Linked DNA regions of Mus musculus: regions 2 and 3 are each linked to region 1. A link is a loop called in an ENCODE intact Hi-C map of the cell type or tissue named here. Cell type or tissue: left cerebral cortex. All regions are shown on one strand.

What was found. Peaks named below come from ENCODE experiments on the same cell type or tissue, not always from the same donor. Only the 100,000 strongest peaks of a DNase experiment are listed, where the experiment ranks them.
Region 2: a loop joins it to region 1, with 4 times the contacts of the local background. A loop is called at or near these places in 23 of 42 quality-filtered maps.
Region 3: a loop joins it to region 1, with 3.0 times the contacts of the local background. A loop is called at or near these places in 2 of 42 quality-filtered maps.

Annotation. Positions count from the first base shown.
Region 1 is chr15:27,916,649-27,924,648 of GRCm38, forward strand. Trio (triple functional domain (PTPRF interacting)) reads right to left here. Exons shown (of 57, transcript NM_001081302.1): 2 at 2,569-2,643. Among named protein-coding and RNA genes, the nearest start is that of Gm29975, 74 kb to the right of the region's middle. In left cerebral cortex, CTCF peaks have their summits at 3,061 (motif pointing right) and 7,174; DNase peaks (open chromatin) are centred at 3,116 and 7,124; H3K4me3 peaks cover 962 bases; H3K27ac peaks cover 1,096 bases.
Region 2 is chr15:28,021,279-28,029,278 of GRCm38, forward strand. It overlaps Trio (triple functional domain (PTPRF interacting)), which reads right to left and starts at 4,570. Exons shown (of 57, transcript NM_001081302.1): 1 at 4,062-4,570. The coding sequence starts at 4,218. In left cerebral cortex, a CTCF peak has its summit at 4,905; DNase peaks (open chromatin) are centred at 509, 2,380, 3,345, 3,677 and 1 more place; H3K4me3 peaks cover 4,013 bases; H3K27ac peaks cover 3,490 bases.
Region 3 is chr15:28,105,513-28,113,512 of GRCm38, forward strand. No RefSeq gene overlaps it. Among named protein-coding and RNA genes, the nearest start is that of Gm31458, 43 kb to the left of the region's middle. In left cerebral cortex, no CTCF peak of the experiment used is centred here; a DNase peak (open chromatin) is centred at 4,615; H3K27ac peaks cover 289 bases.

The sequences.
Region 1 (8,000 bases):
TTCCAGAAATCCTACCTGGCTTTTAGAGATGTCAACCAAATAAGCATATCTCAGTATCTCAGAATCACTCATCAAATTTGGCTCACTCTATTAAAGTCCTTCTAGCTCTCACTAGGTTTAAGTAATAAAGGCTCCTCCATTCCTATGGGAAATCTTTTATTTGGAGAGGGTTTCACTATGTAGCCCTGTTTATCCTCAATCTCCCAGTCTGTCTGGACGTGCCCACATCCTGCACTTCCAGGAAGAGTTGAGCAGTACAGCAGAGGTCTGGGTGCCCAGGAGCTGATGGGCAGCGGGCGTCCTTCTCAGACGGAGGCTTGGTGTTCTACGGATGGACCCAAGGAATTTCCTCATGGTGCCTCTCAGATTCAGATATAAAATCTTTTAGTTACTCCAACCTTAAATCGGTACCAACCATCACAGGGCCGGGCCTGAGACTCCGCAAGTCACTGTGATGAAGAGACTTCGATTCTTGCTGTTATTTGGTTGGCACTTGGGAAGTGAACTATCCTGACTACTGAGTTCCAAGGCCTACCCTATATGCAGAGGTTTTGCAAAGGTGCCATGATATTTCCTGATACGTTACAAAGGGAAGTACAGAACAACGTGGATGAGTAAGTTCCAGGACAGAGGAGAGAAAGTTGAATCCCTTGAGAAAGAATGAAAGTGCTCTAGAACCACACCATGGCATAGGCAGCACATTCGGAGCTCCACTAAAATCTACTTTTAGAAGTACTGGAATGGAGAGAGCGACAGAGACAGAAACAGAGAGAGAGAGAGACAGAGAGAGAGAGAGTTAGAAGTAAACATTATTTCTGGGAATATCTTTCTTTGGAACTTTTCCTAAAAATACAGTATACGTAATCAATTTATTTTTACAATTTCCCACTCTCCCTTTCATATACAAGATAACAATAGCCTAAATTGTCATGAGCTGTTTCTGGTCAGAAGCTGGGAAATACTAAGAGTGTGGCAGTACTCCTAGCTGTCGCCTGCTGGTTATCGCCCTGCTGGCCTTGATCATCTAAACTGCTCTGTCCTCACCTGTGCTCACTGGAGATCATCTCTCCCCAGCCAGCACCGCAGAACTAAACTCTCACTCAAGATTGATGAGATCAATGCATTCTTTCTTTTTGATTGATTAGTTAGAAAGCAAGAAGGTTTAGGTTTTACAGTAAGTTAAATAGAAATGCCATGATCATAAACCCTGAATTAATTGCCTAATAACGGGATGAAGGCAAACAGAACCCAGCAGTCATGGCCGTCCATCTGTCTGATGCCCATCTCCGGCACTTCCAGGAAGAGCAGCAGAACAACAGAGGTCTGGGTGCCCAGGAGCAGAGGGGCAGCGGGCGTCCGTCTCAGACACAGACTCAGCATTCCAGGTCACGTGCGGAACTTCGAGTGAGTCCTCTTAGGTTAGGAAGGAGAATCTTTCCGTTACTCTGATTTTAAGTACAAAACCAGTAGTTCAAAAGCTGGCACATGGCACAAGCCCTTCCACAAACTGTTAGGGACGAGTTGAAAAAGAGTAAATAAACATTACTTTCAAAACTCCGTGGATTGTAATCTGTGAGTCAGTCTGTCCATCCATCCAAGTATTACCAACAACTCAAGCCCCTTTTTCTATTTTATACTCTTTTCTAGCCATGCAGATTCATTACTAATTAGATTCACTTCTCCAAAATCAACAGACAGTATAAACGAGTGAGCAAAGACAGGGCAAGCAAAGACGCCATGGACGCCTCATCTTAAATACACACAGAACCACATGCCCTCAGGACACCCAGAAGCATGGCCACCATGCTGTAATTAAACCTGAGAGGCCACGGGAGCCTGCCTCGGGCCAGCACAGCATGCTTATTTCAGATAGATAGCGCAAGGGGTGGGTACCCAGGGAACAGCAGCATCCTGCAGGACTGCCCAGGGTCAGGGCAGTCTCACTCACATCCATCCCAGGGAGAAAGCTAAAAGGTTTGAGCACAGCCTTCGCTGTGCAGCAGAGAGAGGCCAGATGTCCCACAGGCAGGGGGCTGGGCTGTCAATCTCCACTCTGTGGAGGGAGGGCTAGCAATGAAAGGCAGGTATCATCTTAAGAGGAAGCATCCGTTAGTAGACTGCAAAGACTTTACAGACACCTGAAGAGGTGGCTGCTAAGAACCCCAGGAATGGCAGCACAGAAGGAGAGGACCTGCTGAAGGACGGGAACCTTTCCTCAAAGATGAGGGAATGAAGAGCCATGGGAGACAAGGCATAGAGGTTGAAAACCCCTGAGTGTGTATTTGTGGTCACACTCCCAACTGCTGACACTGAGGTGTTTAACAAGCAGCTGTTCCACTTAACGGCTCCGGCAACGCAGCCAAATGTTTACAGAGTGACAGACATGTAGTTTGATCAGCAACACTAGCTGGCTTAGGATGTTCACGCTGCCTTAAAAATGCCTTGGGCATTAATTTTTCACGAATAAAGGATTTTAAAGGTCCATCAAATGTCGATGCTTTCATAGGCGAGGGACTTTATAATCAAACTCCGCTGTCAAGTAGAGCAGGTTAGAAAGTCAGACTTTACCTGAAAGATAGGCGACTTTTTCCTTCAGAATTGGCAAAACATCCATAGCTTTCATTTCATCATTTTTCCGAAACCCTGAAAGACAGAGAGAAAAGCGTCACCAGGCTGCCTGACTGACAGGTAAGGCCCATGTTACCCAGTGCCAAACGTCAACTGTCATCATAGCCAATGAATCAATTAGGGAACCTGTCTGTCCCTGTGTGAACACACGAGACTGTCCCCAGCATTTTCTTCTATTTTAGTGCTGAATAATGGTCATTACACATGCCCAGAGACAGTGCCCCTGAAGACTCTAAGCCATGCTAGCCATAGTAGCTTGTCCCCGGAAGACACAATATGTAATCAGTTCCAATCATTTGCCAAATCTTCCTTTTAACCTTGTGGAATTTAGGTAACTGCCAGAGAAGGCTGCAGCATTGGCATTGGCAGCTTTTTTTTTTTTTTTTTTTTTTTTTTTTTGGAAAAGTCTGCTTGTTGTAGCCCAGCAAAGCCTCTAGAGGGAGCTCGATGCCTACTCTTAGTCTCCTCAGCCTGGTTAATAGCAGTACTTGCCTGGCACACAGAGGGGCTTATGCACAGCCCACACTGGCCAGTGCTCCCTCCTGGCTCGCTCCTTCTAAGCTTTTTGGGTTATACCCCGAAGAAGAGCATCAATGACTAAGCTAGCCTGTTGCCACTCCAATTTCCGAGGTGGCCAAGGCCATGGACTGAAGAACAGAAAATCTTAGAAAGCCAGGGAACAATTTTCAATTTTACGAGAGGCCAGAATACTGCCTACAACTTAGGACAAGCCAATGCGTAAGTAGAGTGAGCTGCGGCCTAAATATGCCCAGCCCGCCCACCAGGAGAGCACCCACCTAGGAACGTGGGAGAAAGATTTTCTCCCTCGTGCTCATGCCTTAGGATACTCTAAGGGAGGTCACCATTCTAGGGCTGAATGCCCATTACAACCAGAGCTGCATCTGCCATCACTAACATACTCTCAGAGAAACACAAGACAGCTCCCCCAGGCCTGGTTTTTTTTTTTTTTTCCTTCCATTTTTGTCAAATAGTACAAGGAAAAGATCTGAAACATTATTTTTCATGTTCACAACTGGTAAAAGATGTGGTCTAAGTAAAGAGTATTAAATAAGTGGAGTTCTAGTGTGCTCACTGGCCCAGTTCTCATATTCTGATAGACAGTCTCTCACCAGGCGGGCACGCTGTCACACAACTGTAATCCCAGCAACGAGGAAGCTAACACAGGAGGGCCCTTAGGTCAAGGCACCCGAATTCAATCAAATCCGGGGATGTGCACTTGGAGAAGCGCATGATGTTGAATTCACTGCTCTAACTTTATTCTGGCTGGTGGAGAGGACAGAGCCCAGTGTAAGGCCAAACTAGATTACATGCTCAGGACTGCACTGTGGTATGTGAAACCGAGAGGAGAAATCTGGGAGAAAGAGTCCTCAGACTAAGTATCAGAGTCAGTGGCCCAAGCTTCCAGCTTTTCCCAAGCCTCATACATGAAACACAAGTTCCCTGTGGCCCTTCTAAAAAAAAAAAAAAAAAAAAAAAATCAAGCATCTGAGCCAGGCAGGTGGCAATAGCCACCTTTAATCCCAGCATTCCTGAGGCAGAGGCAGGCAGCAAGGACCAAAGCCCTGAGAGGACTTCTGGCATGACCCAGCCAGGGAATAACAGACTTGAGCCAGAGCTCAGGTCTTCAGGTCACCAGGCCACTTCACTTTCTAGTGCACCAACTTTTCTGTGTGAACCGCCATGGCTGTGTGCTGGCAACCCACCAGACTGAGAAGCAGTTCTGGTTTCTAGATGGCAGATACCCGAGCCAGAGGGCTACAATTTCACCCCAGTGCCTCCAGAGCTCTTGAATAAATTCAAGCTAATCTCAGCAGCTCCCCATCCATCGAGGTAACTCAGTACCACTTTAATTCAGTACCGCTCGTGGTAAAGATGGCGGTACAGCTAAGGCAGTGGCGTCAGGCTGGTGACAGCCTGTAGCCAATGCAGATGATGAGAAGGCTCATAAGCTGGGGGATCCCAGTGAGAATGGAGTGACCTGCAGCTATAGGTCAAACCTAAAGATGTCTGACAAGAGAAATCCTTTTCTACTGTTCAGGGTCGCGAACAGACACGTCCAACAAGCCAATGTTCACCCAGGTTCTTGTCTATGCCCTAGAGAATACTTATGAAGTCAGAGTGTGCAGCTGTTTAAAAATAATTTTTCTTAGAAATTAAAAATAAACAGCTTTTTGCTATACTCCATGGGTTCTGGACTACAGTACAGAAAGGCCAGATACCTAAGACTTCCTTGGCTCGTGAATTAAAAGGCTTTAGGTTCTGGGTTCAATGGTCTTCTCCTGGAGGCATTTCTTCTTGCTGGGATTACAGGAGGTCACCCACTACAAACTCAGTTAGAAGAGATCCCTCTGAGATTCTTCACCATATCTCTGTCCCAGAGACCAAGGAGTAGCCACACTTTTACTTCTATGACCAAGAGGGTCTGCGGATGGACAAGGACCGCACAGAGAAGTTGGTGAGGTTAGAAGAGGGTGGGCAAAAGGTGGGCAGCAGGCAAGGAAGGCAACCACCAAGATCAGGGGCATTTAGCTGTGCCCATTTTCTGAACGTTTAAGTTACATAAAACCTACAATAATGTGAGCAGAAAGGTAAGGAAGCTGGTGTAGGCTTTCATGAACCACTACTGTGGGGCACGATGGGTCCCAGGGAAGGAGTGATTGACAAGCACTACTTTCTGGGTCAGGCCTACAATGTGTGTGCTGAGGATGCTCATGAGAGGGCATTTGCAGTTAGGCCTTGGTTAGCAGAGGGATGACTGTGTAAAGAGAGCTCTGGGAAGTTCTGGCTTCAAGTCCACTCTCCCCTTCCCTCCTTCCCCTTCTCTAAATGTGCATACGTAAATTAAATATCTTAATAGTTTCATCTAAGACAGCTCAACCCTGATGTTAAACAACAGAGTGGATCGTGTTACATGTTTACAATGCTATCTGGCCAGGAGCAGTAAGCCTGGGATAAATACTAAGACCACGCCACCGAATGTCTCCTGTTTCAGAAGCTGCCAACCATGCAGCAAATGGATAGCCTCCATCTTCCTCTCACTCGGGGAACTCGCTTTAGACGGAAGTAGGTGCGAGTATCCAAACCTCTGAGTACCGGGTGAAAAGGAACAAACTACCAGAGTCTGCGTCCCTGTCCGTCGTCCCCCACCCCCACCCCCGCCGCCGCTCGCCCAGTGTCCTCCAGGACTTTCTATTTCAGTCTGTAAAAGATCAGCTCTGGGTATTTAGCCTTCAGTCACACCATGATTACAGCTGTAAGAGGGAAAATTACCCTCTTTGCTCCAGGAGGAGAGATCCCACAGTTGTCTCTGACAATGGGAAATCTTTTGGGTGAATGGGGGTGGGGGGAGCTGGAATGTCAACAACCCAACAGCGCAGTGGTCAGATCAACTGTGCCCTTTTGGTCATCAGACTCTGTGTCAGGGCTGCGGTGCCACTCCAACAGAACCGTTCCCAGCAAGCCACAGAGCTCACTGACCACCACGGTGGCCTTCCATTTTTAACATCAACCAACAATAAAGGAGCAGCAGCCCTCCATCTTGGTTGCTCCCAGGAGGAGCCGCACCACGGGACATCTCCAGGTTGTGTGAGCGCTCACTCATCACTCAGCTCGTTGACCCAATAGCACTTTCCGTGTACATGTGCACAAAGACCTAAGATGAAGCTAATTATCTGAGGTAAGGGTAAGATTTTTGGTGCTGGGAAGATGGCTCAGTGGTTAAGAGCACTGACTGTTCTTCCAGGTCCTGAGTTCAATTCCCAGCAACCACAACAACCATCTGTAATGGGATCCGATGCCCTCTTCTGGTGTGTCTGAAGACAGTTACAGTGTACTCATATACAATATATACATATATACATATACATACATATATATGTGTGTGTGTGTGTGTGTGTGTGTGTGTGTGTGTGTGTGTGTGTTAAAAAGAGTAAGTTTAAAACTAAAACAGCTTCTTTTGGTAATCCACTCAGGACCTCTAGCAGATTTTAATCATTTTGAATTTCACATAATCATTCGCTGACTTAATTTTTTTTTCTTTTAGGAAAACATGGTATTTAAGAGCCCTATTATTCCTCCACAGATAGAGCTCCTGATAAAGTTGCCCGTGTGCCTTGTTCTGAATTGTCTGTCAGTCACCCACAGACTGCTTCCCAGCCACCTCGTAGGTCTCAGAGCCTGTCAGCTACCCCCACCTTACATTTATTAAACCGAAAAATCGCCTGTGGGAAAGACTGAAGCATGGCTGACGGAAGCACAGGTTATGCTACAAGTAAGACTAATAACTAAGGCAGCGTTCTAAAGCAACCACAGCAAAAATGTTAAATAGTAAGCTGGTAGCTGCTCTTACTGACGAGCCTTGGTGGTAATTACCGAATTTTACTCATTAGGTAATTGGCAGAGCTCCGGAACACAAAGGGCAGGAGATAAAACTCCACATCTGTGCGGTGGCCCCGCCCTCGCACTGCCGGCAGAGAGGGTGACGTCACCCTGTCTGAGCAAGCCGCTCCAGCGCAGAGCCTGCAGGATGCTGCTCCACTGCAGGGAGGCAGTGCTAGCGAGGTGTGTGTGGTGGGGGTGGGGTGGCCGTGTAAAGCTCACGCCAGTGTCACAGGAAGGAAGTGTTTTAATGGATCGGAATCTTCTGTGAATGCATTTAATTATGGAAGAATGTTAGAGAACAAAGGTTACATTTTCACCAGAATGCTTACTAAGATATAAAAAAATGCAAGCACAATCAACTGATGCTTATGTCATTTTTTACAAAATTATATGACCCCAGATTGGACACGAGGATGAATCACATGCACCGGGAATGTAGATGTGTCCACAAACCACCACATGGAAATAACGACAAAGCGGATTCTAATGTTTAGTAATAACCACCTGATTGGCTAACTCATCCTGTCTTATTAGTGACAGCCTATAACAGCACACAGTTAAGAAGAGCACAAGCTTTACTGACTCAAGGAAACGTCAACATATAGCTCTGGCTTTTCATTTCTTACCCACAAAGTATACAGGACAAGCTGAACTGCCAAAGGATGAAAGGCTTGTTAAGAGTATTACAAATGCCTTAAACGAACGAAGAAATCAGTAGACTTTGTTGATGTTTTAACTATGCATTAATGGTACATTGGAAGTTAATTCATAATATATAATAGGCCAGTTGTCCAAAGGCATTATATTGTATAACGGCTATTATTATATAGTGGTTATTATTATAAAAGGGGTTCCAGCTTCTTCTAGTTTCATAAAATAAAAAGGAAATATGGCCAAGGGCACCCTTAATCTTCTGATCCCAGACCAACAAAGAAGCAAACAGAGAAATTGCATTTCTCTGACTAAGTGAT
Region 2 (8,000 bases), 100 kb after region 1:
TGGCGAAAAGTTCAGAGAGTTAAAAGAGCATGGGGGGGGGGGGGGAAATCAAGTAACATCCCACCTCAGTGAGTGAGTTTGCAATGTCTTGATGGAAGACTCCTTACTTTCCTCTGAAACAGCTTAGCTAGCCGTGACACCTAAAAAGGAGCGACCAACACACACTAGCACAGAGCATCCCCACTCCCCTGCCCCCAAGCTTTCCTCCTCAAAACACTCAGGGTACCAGGGACCTTCTTGAGAACACAATCTCTGTTTAGTACGTGAATGACCACAGCTTCCAAGCCTCAGAACTCGAATCTGACGCCCGCCACTTCCTCGGTACTAAGAGAATAAATATCAAGAAAAGCTTCCTCATCCTCCATATGAAAACCATCGCATCAACGCATAAAAAAAGCTTGCATGCTGCTCCCTCCCAAGGTGACACACTCACGTTGTCCTCCCTCGGTAAGCGTCGTCCTCCCTCGGTAAGCGAGGAGCTGCAGAGGCACCCAGAATGAGACTTACTAAGAAAGAAACCCCAGCGTGGTGGCCTCAGAAGAACCACAAACCTTTGTTCTCCACACGCATTCATTTAACGCCAACCAAAGCATGCCAGGCAGGTTAAAAATAATGCATTTATGTAAGTGCCCCCCCCCTCCCCAGCCTGTGCACACAGTCTTGCAAGGTTAAATACGGAGCTCTGAAAGAATGATTTACTGCCACAAGGACAGGGACCCAAAATAGATTGGCAATAAAAGTGATTGGTCCCAGGGGCGGTGAGAACTAATGTAAGCAACATCCTGGCCATGAGAGGCATCCAGGAAGGAGCACCGGTGTCCTATCAGACTTCTCAGCCCTGATCCCATCCCTACCCAGCTGCACTCTGGGAGAAAGTCACAGGAGCTCCCTGTAAGTCTGACTCCCTATCTGAAAAAAAAAAAAAAAAAAAAAGCTGGTCCAGCTCCAGTCTGTGACAGCTCTTTGTTTTGGTTTAGTTTTGAAATTTTCCTCATCTTTTTTTTTTCAGTGTCCCATTCTGAACAAAGAAAGGTGAAGTTCAAATTCCACTGACAAACAACAACAAAACCAAAAACCCTGATGGCTGCCTACTCAACCCACTTCAGCACCAGTCAGCTTGCCACTGTAGACCAAGCCTAAGTATAGTTGGTCAGGATTGCCAAAATGAACAAGGAACTTCCTTTAGTAGAGTGTTTAGCAGAGAAGGCCACAGCAGCAGAAGAGGGGAGAGCCTTAGTGGGACAGGTGTTGGGTGACTTAGTCCCCTTTTCTGTTTATTCCTTTCTTGCTTCTTTACTAAGCTTGTGCCTCTCTCTCTCTCTCTCTCTCTCTCTCTCTCTCTCTCTCTCTCTCTCTCTCTCGGAGCCATAGACTAAAACTGGTACCCATGGTTGGATGAAAAGGAAACTATGCCCTGGGACTTCAAGAGAGCTGAAAAAACAATGTGTGGGTACCCACAGTTCTGAAGGAACTAAACCTACAGAAAGAAGCACTCCCCAAGGGCAATCTCCTCCATGCTCGGGGTAGACATCCAGTCCCCAGCACCCACCCACCTGAATGCAGGCAGGTGGCAGCCTCTCTGCTGAACACACACCTCCACCGATGGGGTGGGGGAAGTGACACAGTAGCTCATTCTATTTTTGAGCTTCTCTGTTAAAAAGTTCTGTTTGAGCTGATAGCTTGTCCCTTCCATCCAACCATGGGTACCAGTTTTCAGTCTATGGCTACAAAAATAAAGCTTAATAAAGAAGCAAGAAAGGGATAAACAGAAGAGGGGACCAAATAACTACAGCTACAGGACTGAGAAGGAAAAGGTAAGCAATAGAACGTGCCCTGAGGACCAGGCTCAGGGACCTTGGAGAAGGTGCCTTGCCTCCCAGTCAACAGGGACGGATTTTCCCTGTCTGCACATCCTGAAGACAGAAGAGATGGATCTGACAACTCCTCCTTATTCACAGTCAATCAAATCTTTCCAGGAGGGCTCCTACCTGAACTGATCTCTTTCCAGGAGGTCTCCAACCAAGGCCACCCTTAAAACCATGATGTCTATGCTTCAAACTGACCAGCCCCTAGGTATCCTCTGCTAGACACACCAGCCTACATGCCAACCACTGAGATCTGGGGCAAGGATTCAGAGTGGAGGGTGAAATGAAATTCTAAAGGGGGATGGGACAACTCTGAAACCAACTGAAAATCTGCGCTGGCTCCTTCAAGTCACTTTGGAGGTGGAATAAAGGAAACAAGGCAGTAAGCGGCTTTACCTGATCAGGAACTCTAAAACGAACGAGCTACCCAGGACTACGAACAGTAAGAGCAGAGCCCAGAGTGAAGAGAGGCAATCAAGACCAGCATGTCTTTGGAGAATCTTGGAAACAAGTCATTCCTGAACTGTGCATTAAGCCATAAGGGGAAAAAAAAAATCCACCTCTAGGACGCAAGAACATTGGGAAGATGAATTCTGCACAAAACCATTTAGTCTGTGACAGGTGATGGAAAAAAAGAAAGAATGGTGGCTTTGGGCCATGCCTCCAGCCAGTCACACACTAAAAAATAAATAATACATTGTTAAAAACCGTTAAAGCTTTCATTTGAAGGAGTTCATGTCTTTCTAAACCTCAGCTTTCTACAAGGCCCTCACCGGAGAGGGAGAGCTGGAAAGAGCACACTAAACCCAAGTTGACACAGTCGAGACGGAACGTGTCACTTCTCTTCATAACCAATCGGTTAAGACGAATCAAAAATAACCCTGCCAGACAAAGATCAAGAAGACAGAACTAAACCAGGTGTCTAACGGCCCAGAAGTTATCTGCCTCGCCCAAGGCTGGTCGCTTCAATTGCTAGCTCCTAATGACCTGGACTGCGGCCCTGATCTCTTCCAGTTTGGGACCTGACTTTGAAAGAGGCCACTGAGACCCTGAGCTGTCAGCCTCCCGCGCTCACCCCGGTGCAGGCCGCTCACCAGACCCCGAGGCTCTCCGTCCTCCCGGAGGCGGGCAAACAGCCTCCCCGCGCCCTCCCTGGCCCGCCCGTCCGTCCGGATCCTGACCTGGGCCGCCCTCTCTGGCTCTCCAGCGCGGAGTCTGCATCCTCACTCCCAAGCCTGGCCGGCCAGGGACTGCTCTCCGAACTGCAGGCCCCCGGCCGCCGCTGCCCTCCGCCGCCTCCCGGACGCGCAAGCAAACCGGACTGCACGCAGGGACGCGCGGACGCGAGCCGGGCTCGCGCGGGATCTGGGCCGGGCCGGGCTTGGAGGAGGCGCCGTTACCGGGGTCCCCGGGACGCCCCGTCACGCCCCCTGCGCAGCACACCAGCGCCCCTCCCGCCCGCCGGGCTCCGGGCTAGCCTCCTCCTCGGCCACCTCCGGCTCGCCAGAGCGGACCCTAAACTGCCCCTCACTGCCTCCAGGTCCACGCCACCCACGCAGTGCCCGCCAGCCCTGGTCCCACGCCTCTCCCAAGGGCCACCACGGTCCCAGATGTCCTTCCCGGGCCTCCCCCAGAAACAATGGCTCGACCCGACCGCCGCCTCAGCTCGGCCACCGTCCTCGGTTCCTGGGCTGAGGTGCGATGGCTGCCCCGTTTCACAGAACCGTACACCAAGGCTGGATGACAGGCTAGAGCCCCGAGTCGGGACACTCGCTGATAATGGGGTTGGTGGTCCAGCTACCAGCGGCCCAAAAGCTATTACAGGGCAGAGCTGCTGTCCCCGGTCCCGGTGAGCTCGTCCTCCGGGACACCGGCCTCCGCCCACGCCGTCCCCGCCGCCGCCTCCTCGGCCCTCCAGCAAGAGACAAAGAGCCGGCGCCCCTACCCGCGGGGCCGTGGCCGCTGAAACGGGAGGCCGAGGGGTGTCTAGCCTGGCACGAGGGGCGAGCGCCGGGAAAGCGAGTGAAGGCGCCCGGGACGAGCCGCAGCACAAGGGCGGCGTGGGTAACCTGACACGCCGGCGTGGATCGCAGAGCCCCGATGCGGCGACAGGGACGAGAGCGCGCAGGGCTATACCGGGCCGGAGATCCGGGCGCGCCGGGCCGGCCGAGCGCGCGGGGCAACCGCGGTACTCACCGGATCGGAAGAAGGCCGCGATGTCGGCTAGGTCCTTGGCGGCCTCCTCGGCGCCCTCGCCGGCGCCGCCCCCGCAGCCGGAGCCCGCCGCGCTGGCCGCTGCCGCGGGGCCGGAGGACGCGGCCGGGGCGGTGGCACCGCCGCTGCTGCCGCTCATGGCTTCGGCGGCGGACGAGCCCGCCTCGGGCCCCGCGCCCCTAGCTCCGCGCACCCAGCCGCCTGCGCCTGGCCTGGCGGCGCCGAGCACCCAGCTGCCCGCGCCCGGCGCGCGGACGCACAGCCCCGGGGCGGCGGGCGGCGGCGGCTCGGCCCGAGGAGCGCGCCCACATAGACGAGGACACCGCCCGGGAGCCGCGAGCCTGGCGCGGAGCGGGCGCGCGGAGCCACGGCCTCGGCGTGGCCGGCCGGGGCACGGGCAGCGGCGCGGACACGCGAGGGCGGGGGCCGGGGCTGCGAAGCTCCGCGATCACGAACGCCGGCGGCAGCAGCGAGCCTCCATCTTGCTTTCCGACGGGGAAGGAAGGAGGGGGAGGGAGAAATCACGGCCGAGGGAGCCCGGGTGAAAGGAAAGGGAGAGCAGGGAAAGGAGAGGAAGGAAAAAGAGGGGCTTCGGGAATTTCCGGAGAGCTTCGTTAGCGGCCGGAGCGTGGGCTCGGCTGGTGGGCGGGGCCTTTTGTGGGCGGGTCCTGGAGGGGCGGAGCCGCGCCTGGGAGCCCGGAGGGCGAAATGGAGTGGCTGAGAGAGAACGTGGAGCGGGCCAGGTCTCCTCCTCCAGGGCTGCTCCAAACCTGGGAGGAGCAGGAACAAGTGTGACCGAGCCACACTGGCCTTCCAGGACGGGCACTGCGCCCCCTGCCAGGACTCTCGCGCCTGCACTGCAAGCGGTCCTAGCGCTGGAGCGTTTTCATTATTATTTATGTCACCCGCGGGGCCGAGCGACCAGGATATGGAGCTGGTGTGGCCTTCGCAGGCACAGCGCTGTCACTGGCATGTAGAAGGGGCGGGATAATTGTTGAATGAGCAGAGAGGCAGTGAAAACAGATTATCTGCTCTAGTCTACCGTCTCCTTGTATGTAAAAAGCAGGCGCGAGAGAGGGGGTGCTTGCGGGGAATCCCCATCTCCCAAGTGTGCTGGGTCCTCAGGCTACCCAGATGTAGTGGGAAGATGATGGAGGCAGGGGAGACCAGAGGAAAGGGACTTTTAAAGAAAATGTACGTTAAATCAGATGTGTGGAATATCAAATTCTGCTTTATGTCACGGCTGCAAGATGAGTGCAGTGAAGGAATGGGCGCCGGGTAATTGAGAATCACATGCAGGAGAAAACAGATCAACAAATTCCATCAAACTACACCCCGCACCTATGTTTAACGGGAGAACGATGATTAAGTGACCACCAGATCTTTTCCCCTTGGCAGTCTCAGACAAGCAAGGGAAAAGGGCTAGAAGGCTTGGTTTCGGTCAGGATGAAGTTTGAAGACACCCATAGGAATTTGTGTTCACCTTGCAATAGGTGTGTGTAAAGATCTACAGCTGTGTGCTTATATTTTGGACCGCATGATAGTACATATGCCTGTATTTTCTTGCTCTGTCAATTAATTGGCCCTGGAAACACCTAGCGTTTTGATGACTGTCTCTCTGCCTCTCATGTGTGCCTGCACGCACTATCGACATTTGTGTTTTGGGTCTGTGTTTATATGAATACAAGAGGTAGGTACCCAGTGTCTAACTCAGTCATCCACTTCTCACCTTAGTTTTTTTGGAGCAGAGTCTCTCACTGAATCTGGAGTTCCTTGGTTAGTTAGACAGTTGACTAGCAATACATAAAGATCCTCCCATCTCTGCCTCCCTAGTGCCCAAGCTGCAGTAAAAAGCTGGAATACCGAGGAACTGAATTCAGGTTCCCATGCTTGCAGAGTAAGTATTTTACCACAGATGGAGCGTTTCTATGGTTCTCAGATCTTGTTTTTAATACTTTCCTCCAATTAAAGGAATTCAGGCTCTTTGGGAAAATGGGTGATTCTGGTAGTGGGGCAGGAAGTATTTAACATGAGCACCCTGTTGTGCCAGAAGGTAAGGAAATGACTTCCCAAGGGGGGGGGGGGGAAGCAGCACAGAAAAAGATTACCCAGGACACAAAGGAAACAGTCGAAAGAGCTCTTCATGGCCCAAGCCAGAACAATTTCAGAAAGACAACATAGCACTGTTTGATTACAAGCAAAAAAAATAAATAAATATTTTTGAGTCCATACTGATGTAAAGGAATAAGCAAATGGGGTAGAAGTGACAAAGGCAGAAGTACAAGTAACTTAGGTAGAGATTGTCCCGAGTGAGACAGAGCAGAACTCCCCTCTCGCAGGGTACAGGCTGCACACTACCTTCCAAAGAGAACAAAACTGGTAAGGAACTTTCTAACAGAGAAACCATTACTCTGCCCCAGCCCGTTGATCAAGGTGAACTTAAGAATCAGTAAGTCACCTTGACACTGTGTTCTAGATATAATAAAAGTGGCAGTGTTCCTCCCTGTGCCTCCCCTCCAAAACTCCAAGCTCCAAATGAAGATAACAGCATCCTATGAATGAGGCACTTCCTATAAATTACCTCACCAGCACTCTCCCAGACTTTCAAGGTCAGCAAAAATAAGAAAAGGCAAACAGATAGTTGTAGAATGCTGCGAGAACCATGGGATGGTGTTAGAACTCAGTGCAGTGTGGTGGTTTGCTCGTGTTGTTTTGTTCTGTGACAGGTTTTCCATCCATGGCCCAAGCTGGCCTTGAACTCTCCATTCTCTTACATGGGCCTCCCAAGTACGTTTACTAGATGTGTAAGTACAAACAAATCAGTTGTGTGCCACCACATTTGGCTCAGTGTAGTGGTCTTGATGGGTCTCAAAAGAACTCCTGAGATTTAAACTGAGTAAATCTGAATAGCGTGTTGGGGTATTAGTCAATAACACCAAATCCATAGTAAGCGAGAAACTAGACCTGGGGTTCATGGGAGCTCTCTCCACAACTTCTTAGTAAATGTCTATCTCATTTTAAGATTAAAAAGTATATTTAAAGCTTACTTTTAATCAGATGAGCAGCCTCTTACAAAAGTAATTCAAGTCAGCAAGTCCACAATCTCACAGCTCTTCAACTCAGGTGTGTTGACGATGCTTCTCTTAATTCATATCGATAACTTCTTTCTCTCTTTACATAGCTCCCAGAGGCTTCCGAGTGAAAAATATAGATAACGTACCCGATCCTTGAACATGAAGAACCATGCTGGCATATCTGTTCCTGTAACCTGGACATCCTGCCTAGATGGTTGGCATTGTTGAGGCCAGATTGTAGACATTGCTGAGGCTACATTGTGGGCATTGCTGAGGCTGGTCCTTACTGTGTGCCTTACCCACTCATGGGAACTTGGGTCGGCTGGCAGCCATCAGGGGAAATACTCAGCTGCTCACTGTGGTGCTCAGTCCCAACCCAAACCCAGAGTCTTAGATCCTCAAGACCTCCTGACACAGGCTTTCTTAGAGGCTCACTTTAAGACTTAACGCTACCCATCTCTACCCGCAAACCCCATGAAACAATATTTATCCTTTTTGAACTCCAGTATTTTTTCATTTATTCTTCTTTGTCTATTAGCTTCGGTGTAGCCTTTCTATTCTTAAAGAGAATGGCTTTTAGTATCCAACAAACTTCTCTTTTTCAGTTCTCCCTCCCAGAGATTCTAAAAGCGTCTCTTAAAATTCAAAGCCAGTGCCAACATTTTTCTTTGTATCCTTCCCATAATAATTCCCACCTTGGGCTGGTATATAAAACTGTGGAGAGAAGTTTAAACGTTGAGGGAAAATGAAGATGTTTTGAATGAGAAGGATATATTAGATGGTCTCATGCTGACTGACAGCTTGTTGGTGCTGAACCTAGGAAGTGACAGATGGGGAAGGCTAACTC
Region 3 (8,000 bases), 190 kb after region 1:
ATAGCCTTTGACCGTGGTACATGCTGCTGCCAAGACACCTGATATAGCTTCTCCCTTCCCAGGGGACTTTATTCCAAGATGAGGGCACAGGACACAAATGCCTGGAGCTCTCATTTCAGTTACAAGGTGTGATCTGAACTATTTACTTCTACCCTCACCTGCTGAGCCTCCATCCTTCTGGCCTCCCTTTCTCTTTCCCTTTCTGTTTCCTCTTTTATGGTGTTTACTTTTTTATCTGTTTTCTGATGCATGGGGTTTGCCATCCCATTCCATCATATGTTCCTTCTCACTATTCAGTCTGATATCTGGCTTCAGGTCAGGAGCGATCATTTTCCAAATGTGTGTAGGCCCTTTCCCGCCTCCTCACCATTGATCAGGGAAAGCCAGAAGGTAGCAAGACTGAAGATCCAGTGATCCTTGATTCCTGCTAAAGAAACTCTTTCCATGAGACACAGGGGAAACAATTCACTCGAAACATACACATTTTTTTAGATTATTCTTGGCTTTTACTTAGTAGCTCTGATGAAAGGAAGTGGTCCCTGGCAGGAAGCTTCAGGGATGGCCCCAGGAAGGGGAGGAAGTGAGTCTGTGTTTTTGTCTCCTGCTGACCTTCCAGGGAGGCTTCTACTGCCCTCAGTCAGCTCCAGTGCTTATCTGAGTCCATTCTATTCCCCCGGAGTCCGGGAGTCCCACTTCCTTATGTCATTTCCTGCATCCTCTGGGGCCTCCTGGTTCTTCTGCAGTCTCTGCTCATGACTGAGATTCTGGACGGTCATTGCACAGCCATCCTCCTACCTCAGGTTTTCCATGCTGTTAAGCTCAGGAGTCGGTCAGGTGGTTGATCTGTGGCAAACCTTGGAGGCCTGAGGAGTCACAGGATCTGCTTTAGCCCACGTGGCTTTCACTGTTCCCCTGTAGGCAAGCCATTGCAGTTATTCCTTGAAAACATGAAACAGCTGCAAAATGTGTGGACCCCACGTGCGCTAGCACTGCCTTAGCGTCTGTGATTATTATTATTATTATTATTATTATTATTTTTTTTTTTTTTTGCGTCTGTGATTATTATGGAGTGGGTTCATTGGTCAGAAGTCTATCTCCGTAACCACAGTAGAGCCAGTATGGAAAAGATTTGCATGGCTTCCAAGAAAACATGAGTGAGAAAGAGAAGATAATTACTGCTTTGAGATAATTCTTCCTTTGCTTAATAACTCGCAATGGATCCATGACCGCTCAGTTTCAAAGCTCTTCTTAATCTTACATGTTTTGTGCTGCCTGCACTGTCACCTGTAGAAATAGTTCTAATCCAACAGCTTCTGAGTTGGCTGTTGTAGGAAGACTGATGAACTAGTGGAGCTCTGGGTCTATGGACAATGTCAATGGGGGCTGGGCATGCAGAATTTGATTTAAAGGCGACAAAGAATCTGTACTAAATCAAGAGATTGTAATCACCCACATATTTCCCACATATTGGCTCAGACCTCTTAGAAAGAACATAAAGGGGGCTTTAATAGTCAGGTAGCTATATCCTTTGCCTGTTTTAACGAATGGAGAGATCTGAGGCTCCCTGAGGTTAGTGCTTTAACTAAGCCTACACAGCAGCATTGTTGAGAATAGACCCTGGTCTTTCAACTGGAGAGCAGTCTATCCCAGGGTTCCTTGGTGTATATGATTATGGCAAGTCACTAGGCAAATACAATCTGGGAGGAGTAATATCTAAACTTCACCATCCACTCCTGAGGTTAGTGAGTTGTAGAAGAAGAAAGGGATTTGCTTGTTCTAGGGCAGCTCCATCCCGGAGAAAATTCCTCATGGATATTTTAATTTCCTAGCAGCGCTTGTCTTAGTTACTTTACTATGGCCATGAAAAGACAACATAACCAAGGGAGCTATAGAAGAAAGAGTTTATTAGGGCTCACACAGTTCCAGAGGGTTAGAGTCCATGGCCATCATGGCAATGAACATGACAGCATGAACAATTTGTGGGAGTCAGTTTATTTTCCACCACGTGAGACTTGGGGATCAAACTCAATGAGGTCACCAGGCTTGGCAGCAAGGGTCTATGCAAGGGTCTATACTTGCTGAGCCATCATCTTGAAGGCCCACATAGGAATTATGTGATAAGTGTAATTTAACGTACTGGTTATTATTTTAATGGAAGGTGTTGAGCTCACACTTTTGCATAGCCAAAGGAGTTATCTTACCTCTAAACTATATTCAGCTTCAATATAAAAGCTATTGATGATCTATTTTATATTATATGCTGAAGTTAAACTTTCATAATCTGGAAGATATTTTAAACTTTCAGCACCTCTTAACTTGGAGTGGCCCCTGATCCCTGTGCATGCTGGCCCCCAGCTGCACAGTATAGTGCTAAATCGTCTGTCCTGAGTAGTCATGTTTGTTATCTGGCCTCTGGATTCCTGTGATAAACTCCTATATTGAAAGATTCAGAGAAATCCCCATTCTTCATAATTGTATAGCTTATTAGACAAACCATATACTACCAGGGCGACAGAAAGAGGGTGCCCTGAATAGCTGTGAAGGAACATGCATTCCCCACCCCTTGACTGGCAGACAGAGACAAGAGCTCACTTTAGTTATAGATTTCCTGAAGTCATGGTAATGGGAGGAATCACTGAATGTCCTGTGGTGCCCAGTGGGCATGAAGAAAGTTGCAAGAGACTTGAGAAAATAAAGTGGATCTGTATCCAGAGGTGCTGGTGTGGAGGACCTGGAGTTTGATGCAGGATGAAAGCAGTCTTGTCAACTGTGCAAGTAAGAAAAGAGTCAATTAGCTTAAACTTCAGAATTCAACTTTGTATGAGACCGGGAAAGAGTTCCTTGGCACAGGGAAAATGTCGCAGAGATGTGTGTGTGTGTGTGTGTGTATGTGTGTGTGTGTGTGTGTGTGTGTGTGTGTGTGTGTGTGTGTGTGTGTGTGAGTGCTTTGGGGACATTAAAGGCAGCATAGATTTATCCTATCCCAGAGAAGTCTTTGGTGGAAGAGTGTAATGAATTAACACCTGCCTGAGCCCCATTAGCTCCAGAACCCAATAAAAGATTAAAAATTGTTGGTTGTAAAATATCTAGCTAAAAAATTGTCGCAGATCTCTGGGTCACAAACCTTAATGGGGAATACCAGAAACCCAAACGTTTAGTGGCTGCAACATAGAAGGAAATGAACTCACATCTGATTTACTTGGAATTTAAGAGAAAATGTAAGGAAAGGAATCTTTCTCAGAAGTTCTTCTTCATGCTTTTTACTTGAAAAGGACTAGTTTTCCCTGAGTGTACATCTGAAGATGCTACTGTTTCATCTATTACATTAAATCACATGTCTTTAGCTGGACTTTATGTTGTAAGATAATGCTACTGCAAAGCAGCTGCACCACATATAATGACAGCCATTCATTTCCTGCTTGTCTCTTTTAAACTGGGCAAATTGAAATTTTCCTATTTTTAAAAACCAGAGTTTTCACTAATGCTCCTCAGACACAGCTGGGTGAGACCATTTCAAGCAATCAAGAATCAGGGTCTCGAAAGCAGAGCGTGAGTGTGTCCACAAGATAAATTTTTATCCTTAAGATGGACACCTTTGAATTTTAATTTGAAGTCATCCTTGTAGAGGTACAGTTTATGTACAACAAAATGTATCTATTTGGGGAATACCATGTTATGTGAGTTTCGAAAAGTTCACATACATGTGTAACTAGCACCATAGTTAAAATTCCAAATTCCATCATCTAGAAAATTTCTTGATGGCTCAGGGTGGTCACTATTCCTTCAATCACTGGAAATTAATTTTTAGCTTCATGGTTTCCAAATTTTGCCATGGCCTTCTGGCACACTCCAGAAAAACTCAGTGTACCAAGGATATTTCATTTCATTTATTTAGTGAGCTGTCTCTGTCTGCCTGCCTGCCTATCTGTGTGTGTGTATGTGTGTGTGTGTGTGTGTCTGTTGCCCTCTGTATGTATGTGTATCCAGAAGATAAGATATAAAGAGAGGGTCCTTGAGCTGTCCTTGAACTCAAGTGTCCCCAGGTACTGCTGGTACTAAGATTTCAGGGATGAGTCACCATGTTCAGTTGGGTGCTTTAAATGATTGAGGAAAACACTGAGGCATCTGCAGACATAAGAGAACTATGTCAAAATTCCTTACGACTTATTGATTCACTAGGAAAAACTGTAGGGTATAACGTTTGGCTTAGGGTCACTAAACAAGAGTTACTGAGATATGCATGATGTTATTACATGTGTGAGGCTTGCTTTCTTTCTTTCTTTCTTTCTTTCTTTCTTTCTTTCTTTCTTTCTTTCTTTCTTTCTTTCTTTCTTTTATATTGCCAAGAAGTATTTTTGTGTAGAGATGAACACAACCTCATTCAAGACAGCTACTGAAAGCATTCGTATTCAGATCTTTTGAATAAACATGCGTTCACTTTTCTTGAGTAGATATGTAGCTGCAGAATTCCTGGGTCATATGCTAAGTGGATGTTTAACTTTTTAAGAACCTGCCAAACTGTTTTCCAAAGCAAATTCCCACCCCCAGTCGCTCTACTTCCTCACCAGCGCTTCAGTGCCAGCCTCTTTAATTTTAGACTCTAGTGGGTGTACGCTGCTAGCTCGCTGAGCCTTTCTCATTTGCATTTTTCTGATGACTAATGATGTTGCGAAGCTTTTCATGTGCCTGTTGTCCATTTGCATATCCCTTTCAGTAAAGTTTGTGGAAATCTTGTGCCCATTTAAAATCTGAGTGGTTTGCCTTCTTATAATTGAGCTATAAACATTTTATACGTTCTTAATACATGCCCACGGAGGGGAACGCATGTATGGAAATTTCTATTCTTGGGTGGCTTGCTTTTTCATGGTCTCCATAGTGTTTGTTACAAAGGAGGAGTCTTCAGCTTCCATGAGTTGAGAAAATGTCTTTGACGGTTAGTGGTTCTGTTTGTGTGTGTGTGTATCCTAAGAGCTTTTGTTTACTGTAAGCTCACAATGATCTCTCTCTCTCTCTCTCTCTCTCTCTCTCTCACACACACACACACACAATTTTATAGTCTTAAACTCTTATAAGTTCATGACACACTTGGGTTAGGTTTTTTGTGTGGCATGAGTGTGAGGTAAGGATACAGATCTTTTTTCTTTATGAAGCTGAGTTGGTCCAGCAGCCTCTATCGAAAGGCCTAGCTTCTTTCTGCTGGATTCTCTGTTACTTTACTGGAGCACTAATTAATCCCATCTGTGGCTCTATTGCTAGACTCCTTCACTTCCATTCTCCTTGACTGTCCTCTGTCATTTCTGTTCTCTTGATGACTATGGCTTTCTAGTGAGTGTTGAAATCCAGGTCATATAACTCCTTCAACTGTGTTCTTTCTTTTTCACATTTATTTTGGCTGAATTGTAAGCCCTTTGTAACAGGTCTGTACCTTTTAAAACAGTCCAGAATCTCTGGGATACTATCTCTAAAACGGTGTCCCTTGCTAGTATATAGGCCAAAGCACAGAGCAAAATCAACCATATCTCCCAGTCCTCAACTGTTACCAGGACTCAAGACACGTGGCAGAGCTTGCAAATCGGATGCATTCACATGAATCTTTGATTCTAAGTAAAGGGAGGTAAAGAACAGGATGGGTCTCTTCTATGTCCTTCAAGACAGGCACGACAAGCCAGCAGTACATTGATACCTCCTTGTCACTTGTTCCAGGGAATTCCTTCTGAAGCCTGGAACCCAGCGTGCCTGTTTGAGTCTTATAGACAACTCACTCCCCATTATAAACTGACTTTTATGATGGGGATACAAACTTCTTTTCTTAACAAGCAGCTACTGCAGATTCGATTGCTCTCGTTCAAAACCCCCAGCAAAGTCGTAGAGTCAACCTTGGTGCTGACCTGGTACCCTTCCTCTCTCAACACCAACCACTCCCCGAGTGTGAAACCTAAATCTGTCTGCTGTGTCCCTCCCCACTCTCCTGCCCAGGCAGACCACCATGGTCTCTCAATTTGAGTTTGGCAATAGCTTCCAATGCAGTGGTCCTCAACCTCCTCAATGCTGTGACCCTTTAATACAGTTCCTTATGCTGTGATGACCCTCAAACCACAAAGTTATTTTTGATGCTACTTCATAACTATAATTTTGCTACTGATATGAATCATAACATAAATATCTGATATGTAGAGTCCCTGTGGGAGTTACAACTCACAGGTTAACTGCTGCATTGGTGCAAATCAAATGTCGTCTATCTATATAACAGAATTTAAAATTTGCTTCAAGAAGAAATAACATTTAAATACAGGCTAGAACTTGAAAGTCATGCTAAATAAAAGCAGCAGACTCATGAGACCATAGGGAAGTATCCAGGATAGGTAAGTCCATTGAGATGGAAAACAGGGTTCTGGTGGCTGAGGGTGGGGAAGTGACTACTGGTGGAGCATCTTATGAACACTCTCTGGATGTGGATGATGGTTGTGCAATGTTATGAAGGCATCAATGACTTGAATTACTTTAAATTTGTTACATATATATCATCATCATCATCATCTTAGAAAAATCCATTCCTGATCAGGACTATGATAAGGAAATAATTTTTCAGAGCTATTCCCACCAAGACCCCCCCCCCCCATAACCCTTTCTTATCATGGCTCACCTTGAGCCCTTTTTTCTTTTCAGGAGAAGCACCCAGCTGCTATCGTCTGATATGTGAGGTCTCCTCGCAGACTTATGCATCTGAACACCCGGTTCTTGACCAGATGCTCAGTCCGGGAGGTGTGGAACCTCTAGGATAGGTTCCAATTGATAGATTTGGGACCTTTAGGATGGGGCTTGGAAGGTGACACGGTCTCATGTTGTGATCTGTGTTCTTTGCTTCTTGTCTACAGCTGTGATAAGAGGTCACATAGTTATATACTTCCATTTCCGCCACTACGGACTCTGCCAGAACTTCCCCACAGTCGTGGACTAAGACTTCTGAAACCTCAATAAATTCTTCTTCCCCACTTTAGGTTGTGTACTGGCTAGTTTTGTGTCAACTTGACACAGCTGGAGTTATCACAGAGAAAGGAGCTTCAGTTGAGGAAATGCCTCCATGAGATCCAACTGTAAGGCATTTTCTCAATTAGTGATCAAGGGGGAAAGCCCCCTTGTGGGTGGGACCATCTCTGGGCTGGTAGTTTTGGGTTCTATAAGAGAGCAGGCTGAGCAAGCCAGGGGAGGCAAGCCAGTAAAGAACATCCCTCCATGGCCTCTGCATCGGCTCCTGCTTTCTGACCTGCTTGAGTTCCAGTCCTGACTTCCTTGGTGATGAACAGCAGTATGGAAGTGTAAGCCGAATAAACCCTTTCCTCCCCAACTTGCTTCTTGGTCATGATGTTTGTGCAGGAATAGAAACCCTGACTAAGACAGGTTGCTTCTATCAGATCTTTTTGTGCAGCAAGGAGAAAACCATTTCGCACAGTATCTTTCTTCGATTTAACATTGGTGTGTGTAGGGGGCTCTAAGTATCCTAGAGACCACGGCTGTCCGTGTTTACCTTCAGCCCCCATCGGCTCTAGCCTCTGCTCACTGCTTAGTAGGACACTATTGCACTCTTCTTGGCTGTGTCTGTTCATCTTTGCTGACTGACTGAATTTAGACTCACCTAAGAAACACACCTGAACGTGTGTTTTTCCAGGAAGGGTTCAAATGCCAAAGCGATCCTTGGCTTGCACGTGGACAGCAGCACCACCTTAGGGGCTGGGGTGCCAGATTGAATGAAAAATGGAAAAAGAGGGATCTGAGCATTATCAGTTGTCTGTCTGTCCTTGCTGGCTGTAGATACAGCATGTCCAGTGGCCTCAGGCTTCCCGTGCCATGCCTTCCTAACATGGTGACGTCATCCCTTCTCAAAATGTGGGATTAAAAGTCCACATTCATTTCTTCAGTGCCTTTTGTCAAGGCACACATCCTTCCATCACAGATATGTGAAAGACGTATAATTTATGGGGCTAATGGGACGTCCTAAGTTG